2 separate regions of the Homo sapiens genome follow, and region 1 is linked to region 2. A link is a loop called in an ENCODE intact Hi-C map of the cell type or tissue named here. Cell type or tissue: mammary epithelial cell. All regions are shown on one strand. Links, peaks and the distances in the headings refer to the core of each region. The heading gives the core; the rest is flanking DNA.

The links. A loop is a pair of places that touch in the nucleus more often than their neighbours do. Peaks named below come from ENCODE experiments on the same cell type or tissue, not always from the same donor. Only the 100,000 strongest peaks of a DNase experiment are listed, where the experiment ranks them.
Region 1: a loop joins it to region 2, with 6 times the contacts of the local background. A loop is called at or near these places in 28 of 110 quality-filtered maps.

Annotation. Positions count from the first base shown.
Region 1 is chr3:16,246,332-16,249,249 of GRCh38, reverse strand. It overlaps a transcript of GALNT15 not described here. Among named protein-coding and RNA genes, the nearest start is that of DPH3, 17 kb to the left of the region's middle. RefSeq lists an enhancer at 1,614-1,908. In mammary epithelial cell, for the core only: CTCF peaks have their summits at 460 and 1,765 (motif pointing right); a DNase peak (open chromatin) is centred at 1,769.
Region 2 is chr3:16,059,048-16,061,965 of GRCh38, reverse strand. No RefSeq gene overlaps it. Among named protein-coding and RNA genes, the nearest start is that of GALNT15, 110 kb to the left of the region's middle. RefSeq lists an enhancer at 1,116-2,315. In mammary epithelial cell, for the core only: a CTCF peak has its summit at 1,373; a DNase peak (open chromatin) is centred at 1,465; H3K27ac peaks cover 1,888 bases.

The DNA of each region.
Region 1 (2,918 bases), core at 268-2,767, 190 kb before region 2:
CTGTGAAATGGGGAGAGTAACAGCACCGGCCTCACTGGAGTGTTGAAAGGACAAAATGAGTTAGCATAAGAAAAGCACTTAGAACAAGGCCTGGCATGTGGAAAAATGTGAAGTAAGTGTCTGCTACTCCTCTTCATTTAATCAATATTTGTTAAGTTCTTGCTATGTGCCATGCATAATGATAGGAGCTGGAATGGTCCATGTTATTAACCAGTCTGCTTTCCACAGACTCCTAGCTGGTCAGGAAGTTCTGCCCTGCCTGGCCATGCCCCATCCACACACACATTGACGAGGAGCCCACCCCAGCCAAGGTTCTGTTTGGCTCCCGTCTGGGGCTCCTCAGTCTCCATCGCCTCATTCCCAAGTGCAGGAAACTGATTCCAAGGATAGTGCTTTCTATACATTGCAGAAATAGTGCTGGAATAAGGGCATCTCTGAGAAGATCCGTTCAGCTGTCAGAGAGCACTCAGGGATGCCTCCCACTGGTGTGCAGAAGTAACTGGCATGAAAGTACGTTAGAATTCACCACCCACCTGAGGTAAGCGAGGCATTTAAAAATGCATACCTATTTCAAGTAAAAACAGATGCCTCATTGTCATTTCTGTGACTCTCACAGTGATTTTGTCTTCAAGCTGTCTTTTTTTCCTCTAAGGAACTGAAGGCACAATGACCTGGGATTGTCAGTGTTCTCTACTGTGTCCAAACTGGATGCTGTTCAGAGAAGGGCTCATCATCCGGGGCCCAGCAGTCTTCTCCCCCGACAACTCCAGCTTTTCTGCACTGCCCATTCTCTGCCCTTTTTTGCACTCACCTTAAATTGTATTCCAATATCCTTACACGTGATTTTATATGTTCTTATATCACGGTGTGTATGTGTGTTTCGGCTTATGAAAGACAGAGATACAGATACAGAGAACGAGGAAGGGAGAGAAGGAATGAGAGAGAAAGAGCATGAGAGAGAGAATAAGAGAGAGAATGAGAGAGAGAATGAGGGAGAAAATGAATTAGACCACAAAAGCAGGGCATAGACCACGAGGATGTTTATTTGCCTGCTGGCTAAGGCACCTATATTTTCTAGGGCAGAATAACTTTTCATGTGTTTTGAGCGGGGGAGGGAGGCAGTGAACAGTAGCTTGAACGATAGCTTCTCTGTAAACATTGTCAGTAAACTGCAGGAGAAACACCGCCCCTCTTCAAAAACGACTGTAGTGAAAATGGAGCAGGTGGGACTGCGGCTAGGAGGCTGGTAGGTGGGCTGTAGAGTTTTCGCCACCAAATGACCGCAGCTGTTCACAGATGAGCTGGAAGCCTGGAGTGCCACATGTGCATGCCACTTCGTTCCTGGGACAGCCCCTGTGTGTGCTGGGTGACGTGTCGCCACCAAGCCAGGCCTCATGAGCACAAGGTTAGATCCTCAGTGCTAAAAAGGTGCTGGGTCCGGGAGGGGGACAGCAGACTGAGGTCGAGGGAAGCCCTGGAAATGCTGAGAGGTCAAGGGGATGGTGAGGGACTTTTATGTTCCCAGTACAGGAAGACAAAAAATGTATTTCAAGAGGAAATGATGCTTCATTTACAACACACTTTCCCAGGTTATCTGATTCTGGGCCTTGCGTTGTCTTTTATCAGTTGTGGGGTTGGAGTGAGTGTGGGTCACAGGCGTGCCTGTGCTTCTCCAGGTTTCACAAGCCCCGTTGAAGGGTGCAGCCTGCTGCTTTAATATTTGTTGCAGGCTGACCTGGTTCCTGTTTTAGTTCTGCCACTAGGTGGCGCAAGCTAACCAATTAGGGCTGCGGCGCTCAATGCAGACGGCAAAGGCATCATGATCTGACGTTCCTGGATTTGAATCCTTTGTTAGTTTTGTGACCTTGGGCAAGCCACAGTTTCTCCTTCTGTAAATTAGACATGATGAAAATCACCTTGCAGGGTGGTTGTGAGGATTAAATGAAAAGACATGTGCTAAGCACCTTGCACAGTGTTAGGCACACAGTCTAAATTGCTGCTTTTCTCTTTTCTTGTTCATCCATTCAATACACACTTATTGATCCATATTTCTGTGTCATGGCTGATAAGGACTTTGTCTGCAAGCATCCTTTAGCAGAAGGTCTTACAAACAGACACACACACACACACACACACACACACACACACACACTACAGTCTTTGCTGGAATATAAGATATATCTTCTACCCCCTGGTTCAAATTCATCCAAAATTTACTCTGTGCAAATGTATTTATGTATGAAAAGCCACATTCTGAAGAGGAAACACAATGGTAAATATATAGCAACAACAACAACAGCAAACACTGTGAATATACTCATTTCATGCTTCTCTAACTTTCTCAGAAAAATTACAAGCCATAGGCCTCACAACTCATCAAGTACAATGTCAATTTTCCCACCTAATTTTTATTTAAAATATTTTATTCCTGTAATACTTTCATTTCAATTATTTATTGCTATAAATACTTTTCTTTTTAATCTATATAATATTATGCTTTTCTTTCCAGAGTTAGAAGAGTATTCCTATATATGCAGAATCTATTATTCCCTACTGGGTTCTGCTATAGAGTATTACATGAACAAGATAACATGTTTCCCTCATAAAAACAATTTAAAATCCTTTTCAGGCTGGGCGCGGTGGCTCACGCCTGTAATCCCAGCACTTTGGGAGGTCGAGGAGGGCAGATCACGAGGTCAAGAGATCGAGACCATCCTGGCCAACATGGTGAAACCGTCTCTACTAAAAATACAAAAATTAGCTGGGTGTGGTGGCATGCACCTGTAGTCCCAGCTACTCAGGAGGCTGAGGCAGGAGAATCACTTGAACCCGGGAGGCGGATGTTGCAGTGGGCCGAGATTGCACCACTGCACTCCAGCCTGGCAACAGAGCGAGACTCCATCTCAAAAAAAAAAAAA
Region 2 (2,918 bases), core at 223-2,722:
TACTCTTTTGTGTGTAACTTTTTTTCCTGAATATTTTGTCTGTGTTTCAGCCATGTTGCATGCAGCCGTAGTTCATTCATTTTCATGGCTGTATAGTATTTGCACTCATTGAATTGTGTCCCCCAAAAAGTTCACATCCACATAGAACCTCAGAAAGTGACCTCATTTGGAAACAGGACCTTTGCAGATGTAATCAGTTAAAATGATTCATACCGGATTGGGGGGCCCTTAATCTGATGACTGTTGTCTTTATAAGATGTTCATGTGAAGACATTGAGAGAAACAGGGAGAGTACCATGTGAAGATGGGGGCAGAGATGGGAGTGATGACAGCTACAAGCCAGGGAATGCCAAGGATTGCAGGCAAAGACCAGAAGCTGGGAGACAGGCATGGAGCAGATTCTCCCCGAGAACCTCCAGAAGGAACCAACCCTCCTGATACCTTGATTTTACACTTCTAGCCTCCTCAATTGTGAAATGATAAATTCCTGTTATTTTAAGCCACACAGTTTGTACTAATTTGTTATGGCAGCCCTAGGAAATGAATATAGTATTCCACTGTATAAACAGCTGCAGTTTACTTATAAATATACCACCATTTCTTGATCCATTCTGACGTTGATGTCGTTTGGTTAGTTTCTCATTTGGAGCTATTATGAGCAATGCCACTGTGAACATTGTTGTTCATGTGTCCTGGTGCAAGGATGTGCACTTCTCTGGATGACATGCCTCCACTGCCACCCTGCTTCCTGAGCAGTCAGCCCTCTATGGCTATAGCAGTAGAAATTCTGGGTCCTGGTAATGAAACAACTCAGATAAAGCAGAAAAAGACAACAGTGCAGCTAGCCAGAGCCCTGCTGGTGATGCACCCTCTGATTCACTGCAGCTCCAGCCAAGCTTCTCCTGCATGAATTCTCCATTCCTCCATCCCTGACCTTGCTGTGGCCCTGACTCCAGCAATCACTACCTCCCACTGACAGGGGAGGATCCTCTCCCTGATTTTGGCTCTGCCCTGCCTCCACCAGAGTCTCTACACCCCCTTTAGTCCCTTTCTTTTTTTTCTTTTTTTTTTTTTTTGCTAGCTGATCGAGTTTGGAACTGGTCTGTTCTTTGTTGCCCCCCTGGACTCAGCCATAGCATCTCAGACCAAAAGTTCCTAACAATGGTCCCTCCTTGCAAGGAGAGGCTTCCTGAATTATTTTCTCCCCCATTTACCAGGAAATCCACTGATTTTAGAGATTTTCCACCCCTAAGGACAGTAAGAACCTGAGGGCAGAGAGTGTAAGGCATCACGGGGCAGGAGAGGTGAGCATCTATGTGGTGGAAGCTGGGGTGCCGATGCACGTGGCTGCAACAGCATCTCCCAGTGGCCAAGTCACAGGGGAAGAAAAGAATGTTTGTGTCAACCACCAAAGGGCTGAGGTAAACAGTTGTCTTCACTCACTGCCCATTCCTGAAGATGAGTCACTTCCCAAACTTCCAGAGCTGTGACGACAATTGTTTATCTGACATGGACATTGAGCTTGTTTTCATTGCTGCAATACCATCTCAAAGCACACTGGGTTGTCCTTCTTCTGAGTAACAACATCCTCTTATTATGAATTCTGTATTTCATTTGGACCCACCTTCTTAGCATTTGTATTACTCCGTACAACTTGTTCTAGGAAATTGTGAAAATAGCAATATTGAGGTAAATAGAATTCTTTTTCTTTTTCATTTATTTTTAGGAAAATCTTACTGCTTTGATTTTAAAATCTGATGACAAATCTGTGGTTAACCCCACCCATCACTGTGCTGAAGAAAGAAATTGGATATTTTTTCTGTGGAATTTCAGCAGTCAATACTCTTTCCTTATTGCTCAAAGTCCTCCCACAGAGAAGTTCTGGGGAAATAGAGAGAAGGCAAAGGGTGGCAGTTGGGAGCCAAAATGCTTAGAGTTATAGTAAATGCAAAATGTGTTAAAAAGAACCTTGAGCTTTCAGTGGTACCACTGTCTTATATCCAACTCACAGAGCAATGTGGTGGGGGATGTATCAGGCAAGGTTCAATCAAGGAAGCATGACCACGATGAATGATGTAGAAAAACACAGATTTGCAATAGAGATTGGACCTGGAGTCATGATGGGAGCTGGTGGAGATGTCTGTGCAAGGCTGTTCCCTCTGCATTTGGTGGGCCAATCCTGAAGTTGCTATGGGTCAGCAGGCCAGGCTGTTTGGATGGAAAGCTGGGCATGAAGTGCAAAAAAGCAAGGAAAACGAAAATCTGTGAAGACAAAGAGGAATCCATAAGGACCAACTGAAATCCACAGGGACCAACTGCAAGTCATATCTGTCTTCTACCATCTCAATCTCAACCACATCGGTGACCCGCAAGCTGGGATCCTCCATCATGGAGTGACACACACTCCTGGCCAGAGCAGCTACAGGAGGAGGTCCAGAAGGAGGAGAGGAGGTGCAGGCCCAGCTGCTGCCCTGTGTAGGTCCGTGATGAGTGAAGACTGCAGCAGCCCCTTGTGTCCGACACCGACCTCCAGACAGTGATGGCTGATGCTCCACATTCACCTTCCAAATCTCACGCAGATTCCTCACATGGCACTCCTAATCTAGACCATACAGGGGAAGGAATTCTGGGAAATGTAGTTCTAGTAGCTAAGTTGACACAATACAAAACCATCACAGTGGTGGAGTCAGAAATACCAGGCAGATAGTTAAGTATGGTGCTCCCTTCTAGAGGCACCACTAAGCTAACACGCATACACTGCTTACAATGTGCCAGACACTCTTCCCAGCACTTGACACACACCAACTCATTCAATCCTCTGAACAGCCTGATGAAGTAGTTACTTTCATTATTCCTATTTCATAGATGAAAAGCTAAGGCACAGAGAAGACCACAAAGATAGTAAGAGGCAGACAAAT